2 separate regions of the Homo sapiens genome follow, and region 1 is linked to region 2. The links are chromatin contacts, found by Hi-C or POLR2A ChIA-PET in ENCODE. All regions are on one chromosome and are shown on one strand. Each heading gives the region's core, a stretch centred on a gene start or an enhancer-like site at or near the end of the contact. The rest is flanking DNA. Distances are from core to core; before and after follow the strand shown. Region 1 has its middle 140 kb from the start of PHLDA1-AS1. Region 2 overlaps LOC105369844 (a long non-coding RNA gene).

The links. A loop is a pair of places that touch in the nucleus more often than their neighbours do. ChIA-PET counts read pairs that join two places held with the same protein, here RNA polymerase II (POLR2A).
Region 1: a loop to region 2 is called in a map of K562, with 3 times the contacts of the local background. The contact joins two enhancer-like sites. A Hi-C loop is called at or near these places in 1 of 168 maps with a recorded cell type or tissue (K562). POLR2A ChIA-PET finds 5 or more read pairs at or near these places in 1 of 52 experiments (GM12878).

Annotation. Positions count from the first base shown.
Region 1 is chr12:75,887,983-75,894,067 of GRCh38, forward strand. No RefSeq gene overlaps it. Among named protein-coding and RNA genes, the nearest start is that of PHLDA1-AS1, 140 kb to the right of the region's middle. RefSeq lists a silencer at 27-321. Within about 2 kb of position 1,314, at least 4 of the 41 ENCODE cell types and tissues checked have a DNase peak (open chromatin) inside an H3K27ac peak, as active enhancers do.
Region 2 is chr12:75,781,847-75,787,673 of GRCh38, forward strand. The region is part of intron 1 of LOC105369844 (a long non-coding RNA gene); the gene reads right to left. Among named protein-coding and RNA genes, the nearest start is that of PHLDA1-AS1, 250 kb to the right of the region's middle. Within about 2 kb of position 2,890, at least 11 of the 41 ENCODE cell types and tissues checked have a DNase peak (open chromatin) inside an H3K27ac peak, as active enhancers do.

The DNA of each region.
Region 1 (6,085 bases), core at 64-2,563, 100 kb after region 2:
ACAGATGCCTTGTTTAAGCCATCCAGTTTGTGGTACTTTGTTATTACAGCCCTAGAAAACAAACATAAGAAGAGACACCTCTCTCTTGGTTGTGACCTTCGAGGAGAAAATGACATTGCTGCCCTCCATATTCATTGCTGCTAGAAGGAGGAGTAAGGTGGAAAGCATGCCTCATTCCAGCACACACACAATATCAGTGGCTCACACAGTGTTCCACTATCACCACCCACATGCCCAGTCCCACTGATACAAGTGGACAGATTTAGGACTTTCACAAGAAGAAAAGCACATTTCTCAGTAAATTAAACTAGATCATCAATGTTTCACCCTTATTTTTTTCTTTATACTCAAAGAAATATTAACAGCCTAATAAATCTCAGGTAGGTAGCTAAATACCTAAAAATTTTCCAGAGAAAGAGTAAGACCAAATTTACTCTTGATGTCTTGCCCCTAATCTTAGCACCAGTGACTATTGTACTAGATGTTTCCTCAAAGTTTTTATTCCAGGGGTCCAGCTCAGTATACCCAAGGGAAAGCAGACTTGGGTATACTCTTTTCAGAGAAGTCTAACAGTTGAGCCTGGAACCAAGGCTAGAATTCCTAAGAAGAAAGGCTTACTCATCAGATTTTCACAAAACAGCTCAATGCTTTTCATTTTTCCATTTATTTTTCATTTTCATTTTCATTTTTCCATTCATTCACTTTTTCAGGAAATATTTATTGTGCATCTAGTGTGTGCAAGGTTCTGTAGTAAGGGCCAGAGGTATAAATGATGATAAAGCATCAACATAACAAAAAACCATAAGAATTGTCCCCCCAGAAAGCTAGAGCATGAGGATTTCTAAGAAAAGGGAAGAGTGAGAAATCACAGAAATCAAAAATTTAGGATTATGAGAGAAAAAACATTCCAAAGATCAGCTGCCCTATTTTTTCCAGGACATTTTATCAGTTCAGGAAATCAAAATAAAAATATCACATCATTTGAACAGATATTCAGATGTGATGGGCAAACTATAGTCGTGTGACAGCTCACAAAGAGAGATAAATATTTTCCTCTGCCTCCTTCCCTCTCTGACAAATATGCTGATCGGCTCCTTTGCAACTCCCCCAAATACATACTATTTACATTCATTGAAGACAGCCAAATCGTTTTACAAGTGTATTTCAGTGTTTTGAATCTTCTAACATCAGGCAATCCCTGTTACTTTCTTTGAAACAAGTTTCCACTATGCAGAGAGAATAAATAAACACACTCTGTGCTGTTAGCAGGTTCACTCTGTTGTCTGGGTTGCGGGGAATGGAGGTGGTGGCAGTGGCAGCACTGATGGCGATGGCCGGGCTCAACCCGAAGGGAACAGTGCTGCTTTTTCTTGCAGCCCTGGGAGAGAATCGCAGAGTGCTGCAGGAAGAGGGAAGATCCTGAACCCACTCAAGAGAGCGCCTCAAGGGCAATGGTGTTCTCTCTTCAGGCACGTGATCGGGAACAAAGGAATCTTTATTCATCTCTTTCTGCTGTACTGGTTTGCTTTATATTCCTTATAAGCAGCTGAAAAAGACCATGAGCAGCCCTTTCAATCAGCTGAGGAAGAGAGGAAAGGTTTCAGAAGAGAGAAGCTGTCAATTCTGAGAATGGTTTATTCACATTATAGAATAATCTTTCAAGAAAAGAACTCTACAGGACTGATCTTTTAATTATAGAGGGATAAATACATCTGTGAAATCTACCAATTTCACTTTGGATTAAATACTCTTACTAAAAGCCAGATATTCAGTAAACAAAGATCTCAATTTGGAAATGGCTTTTCTCCCTAATACGTGTCTTCTAGCTAACGTCCTACCCCATTCCACCCCCAAATTCTAGTTGCTATTTGAGAAACAAAAATACATAACCTATTAGAGATGGAGTTTGAGGGTCTTAGATATGTTTCATTTGCTACCAAGCAAGCTCTGGATTCTCAAAAATGTTGATCAATTATCTGTGAATAATTTTAAGATCACAGTGTCTTATAGGGAATATTTTTTGATTTATCAAAGAATCTCAACATATTTAATCCTATGCACAAATCACATCCCAGCTGTGGTTGAGAAATACAAGCAAGAATCACAGTTAGAGTCTTTGGTGTACCTTCACGGTGCCAAAGACAGGGTGGGCAAAGATACACACTCCATAAATATTTATTTACAGAAATGACATTGTTCATAATTCCAGAAATTCCACCAAAATTTTAAATTGCAATTTCTTCTAGTTCTTTTTGGATGTAAAACAAGCATAGAAACAGTGCCTGGCTCCTAGCTGGTTGTGTCTTTCCTGGCTCATTTTTTATGTAGTGCCTCTGACTAAAACAGCCCAGAAGCAATTCTCTTGTCCACAAACAAGGGAGCCAACAGCTTTCTGTGGCCCTTTTCCATCTCCCAGTATTCTGGATGAGTCAACCCTCTTCCTTGGGGGTTTCTGGAGACTTTTGCAAGTGCCCATTTCAGAAAATCCCATTTCCACTTGAAGTATTTATCCCAGAAAAAGAAAAGATTAAAGAAAAAGAAAACCCTGAGTTTTCTCAAAAACTATTTATTTGCCATTGATGTTCCCGCTTACGTTTTGTGGAAATCCTTCTCTAACTTGATATTTACACAATATTGTAACATCTCCTTTTTGTGTTATTTCTTAACTTTGAAATAAATGGAGATTCTTTAATAGATGACATTTAGACAGATGTCATTCCAACAGTAGGCTGATTCTTCCTATTACTTAGAAATTGTTTAAATTCTGAGGCATTCTCATTTATGTCTATTGGCATCAGTTAACCTGTGGTTCCAAAAGCTAGTGCCAAGTTTTGGTTCTTCCTGTTTGCAAAATCAACCTTTCCCCATGTCAGCTGTTCCTAGGGTGGAGGCGGTCACAGAGTTCCCAGCAACACTTCTTGTCAATGTACCCTGTGGCGAACATCTCTTCTGTTCCCTAGATCTCATCCCTAGATCATTGTCCATTCTTCTCAGATGCTTCCCTCAGCATTCAGGGCCCAGGCTCCAGGAATCAACATTGCTTCAAAATAATCTCATAACTAGCTTCTAGACCAGTTTTCAGCCAGTCTCTTTTTAAATCTTCTTCACAAAAATTTTGAGGCTAACCCATCCGATTTTAATCTAAGTAAGGAGAGGACAAAGATTATTTACTTGACCAAATTTTGGGCAAGCTCCTGAAACTTCTCCTAGGCTCATCTGTGTACTTTCTTATAAAGTCCAGTTTTAACAAAGAATCCTGCTGAGTCAGTTTAGCAAGCACTTCCACCCTTGATATCCGAGCACCCTCTGTATCTGGCTGGGTTCCTCCTCCTCCACCATCCCCCAGGTGATGTCTGCTTACCCTGGCCTGTCTTCAGTAAGAATCCTGTTAGGTCAGTTTAGCCAGAATCCTCCCTTGCCCCTGAAGTTTCCTCTTAGTAATTTTTTTTATCTAATGACCCCCACCGTGCTTCTTCCATATAAATTCCCACTTGCCCATGCCGTATTCTGAGTTGAGCCCAATCTCTCTCCCCCACTGCAGAATCTGATTGCAGTGATCTCTATACCTATTAAGATGGTCCTGAATAAAGTCTCCCTTCCTGTGTTTTAACAAGTATCATTGACTAGTTTTTTTCTTTAACAGAAAGGAAGAGATGGTATCAAGACATTTTCTCTTTATTATGGGTAGGTATGATATCACCTGTGGTAACTTTCATTTGTTCTGTACTTCCATAAAGCTAAGGAGCTTGGCTGAATAGGCTCAGCAGCCAGCTCTGGGCCCACACAGTCCTCTGTTCATAGAGGGGAAAGTGTCAGCTCACAGTTCTTCACTCATTCTCTCCATTCTACTTTGTCATTCCTCTGCTGTTACACTGACCTGCTGCCAGGTAAATGAAACTGACTTTTTTATTTTTATTTTTTGAGACAGAGTCTCACTCTGTCACCCAGGCTGGAGTGCAAGTGGCATGATCATAGCTCACTGCAGCCTAGTACTCCTGGGCTCAAGTGATCCTCCCACCTAGCCTTCCAAAAACCTCCACAGGTGCACACCACTACATTCGGCTTTTTTTGTTTTGTTTTGTTTTGTACACAGGGGGTTTCCCTTGTTGCCCAGGCTAGTCTCCAACTCCAACTCCTGGGCTCAAGCAATCCTCCTACCTTAGCCTCCCAAAGTGCTGGGATTACAGGCGTGAGCCACCACATCCAGCCATAAACTCTGACCTCTTGGGCAGATGGAATTTCCCTCAAACATAGTAGATTCCCCTGGCATAGGGTAGAGGGGGGATCCTTGAGAAAAACTGGATCATATTCTGCATGGCATATATTTCAAATATTATATTCTTACACTGTATTGTATATATTAGTTTGTAATTCTGTTTTCCCCTCTAAAGTGTCAACTTCATCAGGGGATGTTACCTCCTTAAAGGAAAAAGTATATTTTATTTATCATGGTTTTCTCAGTGCCTTACACATTGTAGATGCTCAATAAGTAATTGTCCATCTTCATGTACTGTTGTTCTTTTACACGGTCCTCAGGAACTCAGCAGAGGGGACTTGAGACAAAGGAAAGGAGCTTAATGGACCTCCCTCACAGGAATAACATTTAATAAAATAAGACAATAGGAGAGTAGGCCTGGGAACCATAAAGAAAGAAACCCCTAAAACAAGATTCAGGGAGGGGAACTATAGAAAAGAGGGAACAACCAAGGGCCATGTGTCAGCAATAAGAGATAAATATCTTAGAAAGTACTGATCTAAGACAAGCCCAGATCCCCCAAGTGCCATTTCAGAGCTTAAAGCAACTGCAAAAGACGAGGAACGGACTTTATCAGTAAGGGTCATGTTCCTCACCTCACTCCCACATTACACCCTACACACATCTCCCTCACTCCACAGGGACTTGATGAATATCATCTGTCAGCCTCCTTCCTTTCCTGGTTTCTCAATGAGCCTGTTTCCCTTCTCTTCCTTTATAAACCCCCCCCCGCCACATGCATTCTTTGATCTTGATAGGGCCTTATCTATCCCATATCCTCTGAAAGATAACCAGCTACTCAGAATGGCCTCTTCCTCACCACTGTCAGTTCCACCCCCGGCCACCTTGGCAGCAGTTCCAATCTTGCTTCACCTTACTCGCCACAGGCATTTAAGCACACCCAATGGGCCTAATCTTTACTGACCAGCAATGCCTGAGTAACTGATTTGAATAACCTAGATTTTTTTCTCTCTGGCCTGTAAAGAATTTCATGGAAAACCCACAGGCCTCTGCTGCTGGCTGCCATGATGAATAGCCATGTTTATTTTTCTGGTGTCTCTGTCTGTTTCTATTACACTGATGTGCTGTGTCCTGGTATCTCTACCTCTATTACATGGATGCACTGTGTTCTGGGAGTCTGACAAAATAAAAATATAACAATAACAACAACAGAAACCCTGCAAAATCTGGAGGATATCTTAAAATGACAGCCATCGTTGTCAGGACTATAGCATAGAAGGAGAGAGCTTGGGCATCTACCAATCTTGGATTTGAATCTTAGCTCTATTATAAGACTTTTTGCAAATTACTGAATCTCGCTGAGCCTTAGTTTTTTTAATCTGTAAAAGAGGACAAGAATACCACCTTCCTCGCAGGGTTACTGTGTACTTTTAACCATTCTGCCCACTACACAACTGCAATCCAAAAACATTGCACTTGGTTCCTCCTTCACTTATTTCCAAGAGATCCATGAGATCCCTGGTATCACAGAGTGAACCATGCTAGCCTAAAGGAGATACCATCCGAGTTCTGTTCATTATTTTTAACTATATTTAAGTGTATTTGATTCTTCAACAACTAGAGCCTAATTTTTTTGTATTCAATGGAATTTTTTTCAGGAAAAGAATCTGCACTAATTTATATGACTGATATACAGAGTAAACATAAAGGTTCACGAAGCCAGTGGTTCACAAACTGAGGACTACACATACCCTGGAGGCCTCAAGGAACACAAATTCATGCACTCGTTACGATTCATGTGAGGACTGAGTGAACAATGCTATGTAAACACACACAGATATATCCACATATATTCATATATATGCAACA
Region 2 (5,827 bases), core at 1,640-4,139:
AGTGATATATAATGATTCTGCTGAGGCTTATGTCATGTGATTTGAAGGATGCAACAAGAATTTCCTAAACAAAATATCTAATATTTCCTCTTGGCTTGTGCCAGAGCCTGAAATCAACACCATCATCATTCTTTCAGGGTGAAGCATGAAAATCTTCCCTTAAAATACAATCATACTCTGACACTCATTAGGATCACTACTATCAAATAAAAAAAAAAAACAAACCCAGAAAACAACAAGTGTTGGCAGGGATGTAAAGAAGTTGGAACTTTTGTGCACTGTTTATTGGGTTGTAAAATGATGCAGCCACTACGGAAAAGCGTGGCTGTTCTTTAAAAAATTACAAATAGAGCTACCATGTGGTCCAGAAATCCCATTTCTGGGTATATTTCCAAAATAATTGAAAGCAGGATCTCAAAGAGATATGTGAACACTCATGTTCTTAGCAGCACTATTCCCAATAGCAAAGAGGTGGAAGCAACCCAAATGTCCATTAATAGATGAATGGATAAACAGAATGTGCTATGTACATGCAATGGAATACCATGCTCCCTTAAGAAGGAAGGACATCTTGTTATGTGCTAAGACAGAAATGAACCTTGAGGACAGTATGTTAAGTAAAACAGGCCAGTCACAAAAGGACAATAACCATACGATTCCACTTATACGAGGTATCTAAAGTAGTCAAATGTATAGATATGAAAATGCAGAATGGTGGTTACCAGAGTTTGGGAGGAGGGGGAAGTAAGGAATCGTTTAATAACTACAGAGGTTCAGTTCTGCAAGACGAAAACCTTCCGGGGATCCATTTCATACCATTAGAGATAAGCTGAACCCTACAGAACTGTCCACTTAAAAATGGTTAAGATGGTAAATTGTATATGTTTTTTAACCACTATAAAAGTGCAACCATTTTCTGTATAACAGGTCATCTTAAACCATCCTCCTTTACACTTTGTTATGAATTAATTTATCAGATTAGCTTCATTCTCTGAAGGACAGATGTGTCAGTTTTTATAAAGAGGAGAGCCAAAAGGGTGTTAGGAAAGGGAGGCTCAGGGCATCATAGAAGTCTCTGGGCATCTGGGAAGATGACCAGGCACAGAAGCTAGGCAGCTAATGGAGAGTGGAGTGGGGACTGCAGAAGCATGAAAGAGAGCGGGGCAACACAAAGACATGAGAAAATGCACTAAAAATACATTTTTTCTCATATTTTCCCTGAAGCTGCTATCCTTGGGTGACCTCAAGAACTTACAGGCAGTGAAAAGTTGCCTTTGCAAAGGCTGCCCTGAGAGACACTCAGAATAACACGGCTTGAAGGGCCCTTCTGGCAAGCGCATCACAGCTGGGTTTCCAGGACCACAAAGGCAGACTGAAACTTTCTCCATTAGCTGTGAGTGTGCCCTGCTGAACCTTGTGGGCCCAGATGGTGCTTATTTTTAGGCACCTTCGTCTTTCCATGACTAACTGGGAACAGTAAAGTATGGAGCTGGGTCTAAGAGCCAAGGCAAAGTCTCTATTTCAGGAAAGCATTACAGCTGGGGAGAAGCTTTGGCTCAGCAGTCTCCTGGGTTCCTGCCCCTCTGTTAAAAGGAGAGACGTCTGTTCACCTTAAGCACAAACGGGGTCATGGACTTGGGGCTGAGGAAGCCCTGAGAACATATCAGTCCCAAATAGCTACAGCTGGTGCAAAAGGAGACTGGGCAAAGAGCTGCTGCTTGACTGTTACCCCGATGCTGCCCCGATGGGATGATTCTGCACTGATGGGCTTTCAGCACTTAGTCCTGGCCTGCCTGGGCCACTCATCCACCCGTGGGCAGGACTCCAAGCCTCCAACTTTCATGACTCTTTGCTCCAGGCCTTGCCCACACTGCATCAAGGCCAGCCTAGCATGAAGCTCTCATGTCCTCAGAAGGCACCTGGCAGAGAAGCTCAGTGTGTGCAGAAAAGAAGTACAAGGTTTTCTGAGAGTTCACTGAGTAAATACAGTGACACACATATAGACTAAGAACCTCAGTCCATTCACTTGGGTATGCAAAAAATTGTGCATTACCTACTCTTCCCATTCTTGAAATCACTATAATTCTGACTCCAAGCTCCACTCTCGCTGGACCTAGAAGTTAAACCTACGCTTTCTTGGGTTTCCTCCTGCAAATATGTAAAAGTCCTGGGGTCTTAACTAGCTTCAAGATGGGGAATGCCCTCAAGGTGTCAGTTGCGGGTCCACACTGGCTGTGGCTGAGACACCCATTATCCCAGGTTCTGCTGCTTCTTTGCCAAGACTAGAAATCTCAGATGAAACAGGGGAACACAAGTGGGAGAACCCAAGCCTCCTACAGGTGCCCTTCCTGTCAACACTTCCCCCCTGAGGCCTTCTCACAACCTGAGTAGGGTACAAATTCTGAGGGCAGGATCTGTCTCTCCCTCCCAGTCACCAGAAATCTCTCCTTCCAGCCTTATTGTTTCTCATATGGCCTGTTCCACTCCAGCCCCCTCCAGGACACACTTCAACCATTTAGGATCTTAGGACAGAGTCTTGAATTTCATTAAAGCTTTTTCTGCTTTCAACCCTGATAAATCCCTGAGATAAATAATCACAAAGCTTGGCCAACATTAGGGGTTAGTATCTCCATTTGAAATAAAGCACAGGTAGCTGAAGTGATGTGTACCATGTGTTGGAGGCAAAACCTAGACAAAGAAGCCAGGTGTGCTGATTGTAGGCAAGTGTCCTGTCCAGGATGCCACCAAATTGCAAGTCAGAGAGCATGCAGCAAATGCTGGCTTTGGAACTAGCAGGCAAGAAACTGAAGGCTCACTTGTGTTTTATTATCAACACTGGGGAAGCTGAATAAAACCAGCTAGTGGTGGGCAGGGAGCCAGCATTGGCTTGATTAGATCTTCACTCTGTGGTTACCAGCCAGTGCCATCCAGGGAGAGCCTGAATCTGGAGGAGAGGCTGTGCTGCCAGTGCAGCCAGCACCTGTGTTTGACTATTTCTACTGCTTGTTTCAAGCAAACAGGCAGTGACGCAAGAAAGGCAGGAAAGAGGACTCTCTGAGCCTGGCATCTGGTGAGGCCAAGTTTTACTGAGCATGCACATTGCTTTTCTACCATCTTGAGGATAAACCACTTGCCCCTCGGTCAGAAGCTCTCCTAACTAGAAGATGTCTTATTTTGGAAACAAAAGCTAAGTAATGGGTTGACTCCTTGGTGTTTATCTCTCTGAAGTCAGCTTCATATATTTGGGGGCTGGAAGGGATTAGGAGACAGGACTGTTGGAAGCTACATCAGGAAGGTGGCTCTATTTTCTGAGATGTCCTCTGACTTTTTTGCAGAGCATCTCACTTCCCTCTGGACACCCCCACCTTCTTGCACCTGGCATCACCACACTGCCTTGCTCCCTTTCTCAGGATGCCACCCAGACCTGAACTTTCCGGCCACTGTATCAAGCACAAAAATGATACTGCCTTCATCATGCTCATCAAAACTGCCATTTTCTGGATGTCATGCTGTGTAGAATGGGGTAGCAGTGGTGAATGGGCCCACATAAATAATTCATTCTAAAACATGAGCCCTGCCAATATTGTTATATAAAAGAAACTTTCCAATGGAGTATAAACTTTACCACAAACTTGAGAATTTGTGTCAGCTCTGTTCGCTACCATGATTTGATAGAAAATTATCTCATTAAACCCAAAAAAACAGGCCAGTAATAATAATATGGTTGAAAATGAGCCTCAAGAGAAATATTTAGTAACATTTGCCAAGTTTGGAATGTAATACATTATTTTGCTATTGTTGAAATCCTCAGCAATAATAACAATGTTGAAAAAGTACTTTCTCAGAAGGGCTGGTAATTTCATAAGTTTAACTCTAATGTATTTGTATACAGAAAATGAATGATATATTGAGCTCCAAAAGAAATAAGGCCCATGGGGCAAAAGGGATATGATCAGGGGAAGGTCAGGTCTTTACTAGACAAGAGGCCTGAGATAAAATAAACATGGTCTTGTGCAGAATTTTTTAAATTTCATGTAATGAGGGTTGTGGAATCAATTCCATGAGTTTTAACCAAACTTCTCTTTGGTATGAAATGGAAATGCAATAAACTATACCACAGATAGTAAGGTCAGTATACACATGTATATAATATATACGAGTTTGAATAATATAAAATGTAACTATGACTGAGGATTGTGGTTTAAAATGTTTGAAAGCAACAAGTTCAAGGCACTGGTTTTAAATTATTTTTAAGCTCAGAATTTTTATGTGGAAGCTTAATATGTAAAATAGATCAAAACAAATCTGTCATCACTGCAGGCACTGGTGAAGGGGGCAGAATTCGGCCCTGTCAGCTCACTACAATCCACCTTCCCGTGAGCAGCAGAATTCTGAAAACCACAGGTCCAGAAATTACACTGCTCCAGAAATTACACTCTGTCAGTTCCCCTAGTATAAGCGTCAAATTGATTCTTACTATTGAGGTTTGAGGGACCCAATAATAACACCACCTATTCCACCTAAATTCTGAATTGAGAGAGACAATAGGATCAACAGATGACAGTCAACTATCAACAAAATACTAATAAAGGCTAGGTTGGGGACTGTACTTAAGTGCAGGGTATCAGTGGATTTCCTAATTTAACTGGCAGAATTAGATAGACCTATGCAGTCACGGCAGCACCGGAAACCTGGAAGGCCCCAACCCTAATTCCCACTCAGAGGCAGAGACTCAGAGCAGACAAGCCCATCCCAAAAGCAAAGGGATGAGAAAGGCTAAGCTAGGCATGCCCCATTCAGAGAAGCCAGGAGTGCTATATTAATTGATACCTCTCCACAAGGAAATAGGAATCAGGTGGAAAAGAGGTTCCTCTCCATGACACTTAGCAAAATGATGTATGCTTTTTCTTCATAGCACTTACTGCAATTAGAATTAATGTCTGCCTCCCTTAGTAGACTATAGACTTTTTGAAGGCAGAGGCTATATCTATTCTATATCCTGTTATATTGCTAGCATCTAGCACACATTTCATGCTCAACAAATATGTGCTACATGAATAAGACTAATGTAAAAATACTGTCAATATAATAGACCACCTATACCCCACTTTCAATACCAAGGTATTTGAGAATTGAATCATATTCATTCAATGTCAAGCAAAACTGAGGCAGGCCTACTCTTGAGAGTATTTGAAAGATTGTATTTACTCACCCTGGTGAACAAAGAAAAAAATTAGTCCTGGCAGGGCATGGTGGCTCATGCCTGTAATCCCAACACTTTGGGAGGCCAAAGCAGGTGGATCATCTGAGGTCAGGAGTTCAAGACCAGCCTGGCCAACATGGTATAACCCCGTCTCTACTAAAAATACAAAAAAAAAAAAATTAGCTGGGCATGGTGGCACATGCCTGTAGTCCCAACTACTCAGGAGGCTGAAGCAGGAAAATCACTTGAACCTGGGAGGCAGGGGTTGCAGTGAGTCAAGATCATGTCACTGCCCTCCAGCCTGGTGACAGAGTGAGACTCTTTCTTACAAAAAACAAAAAACAAAAAAACAAAAAAAACACCTAGTCCTACTCAAGGAAAAGAAGCCGTGAAAAAGTAGGAAATCTACCCCCATGAGAAAGAACAACCAGAGCAAAGCTTCCCTCTTCTGGAAAGTCTATCAGGTTCCTACAGTTTCCTAGAAGAAAAGCCTTTCTCTCATGTGGTCTCAAACTCTTCTCTGTGAGTAAACTATAAATCACTTCTTTCATCTTCTGTGAGAAAACAACTTTGACTTATCAAGCCTACCTTTTAACGTGGCTTTTGCCTACCATATCTACAAGG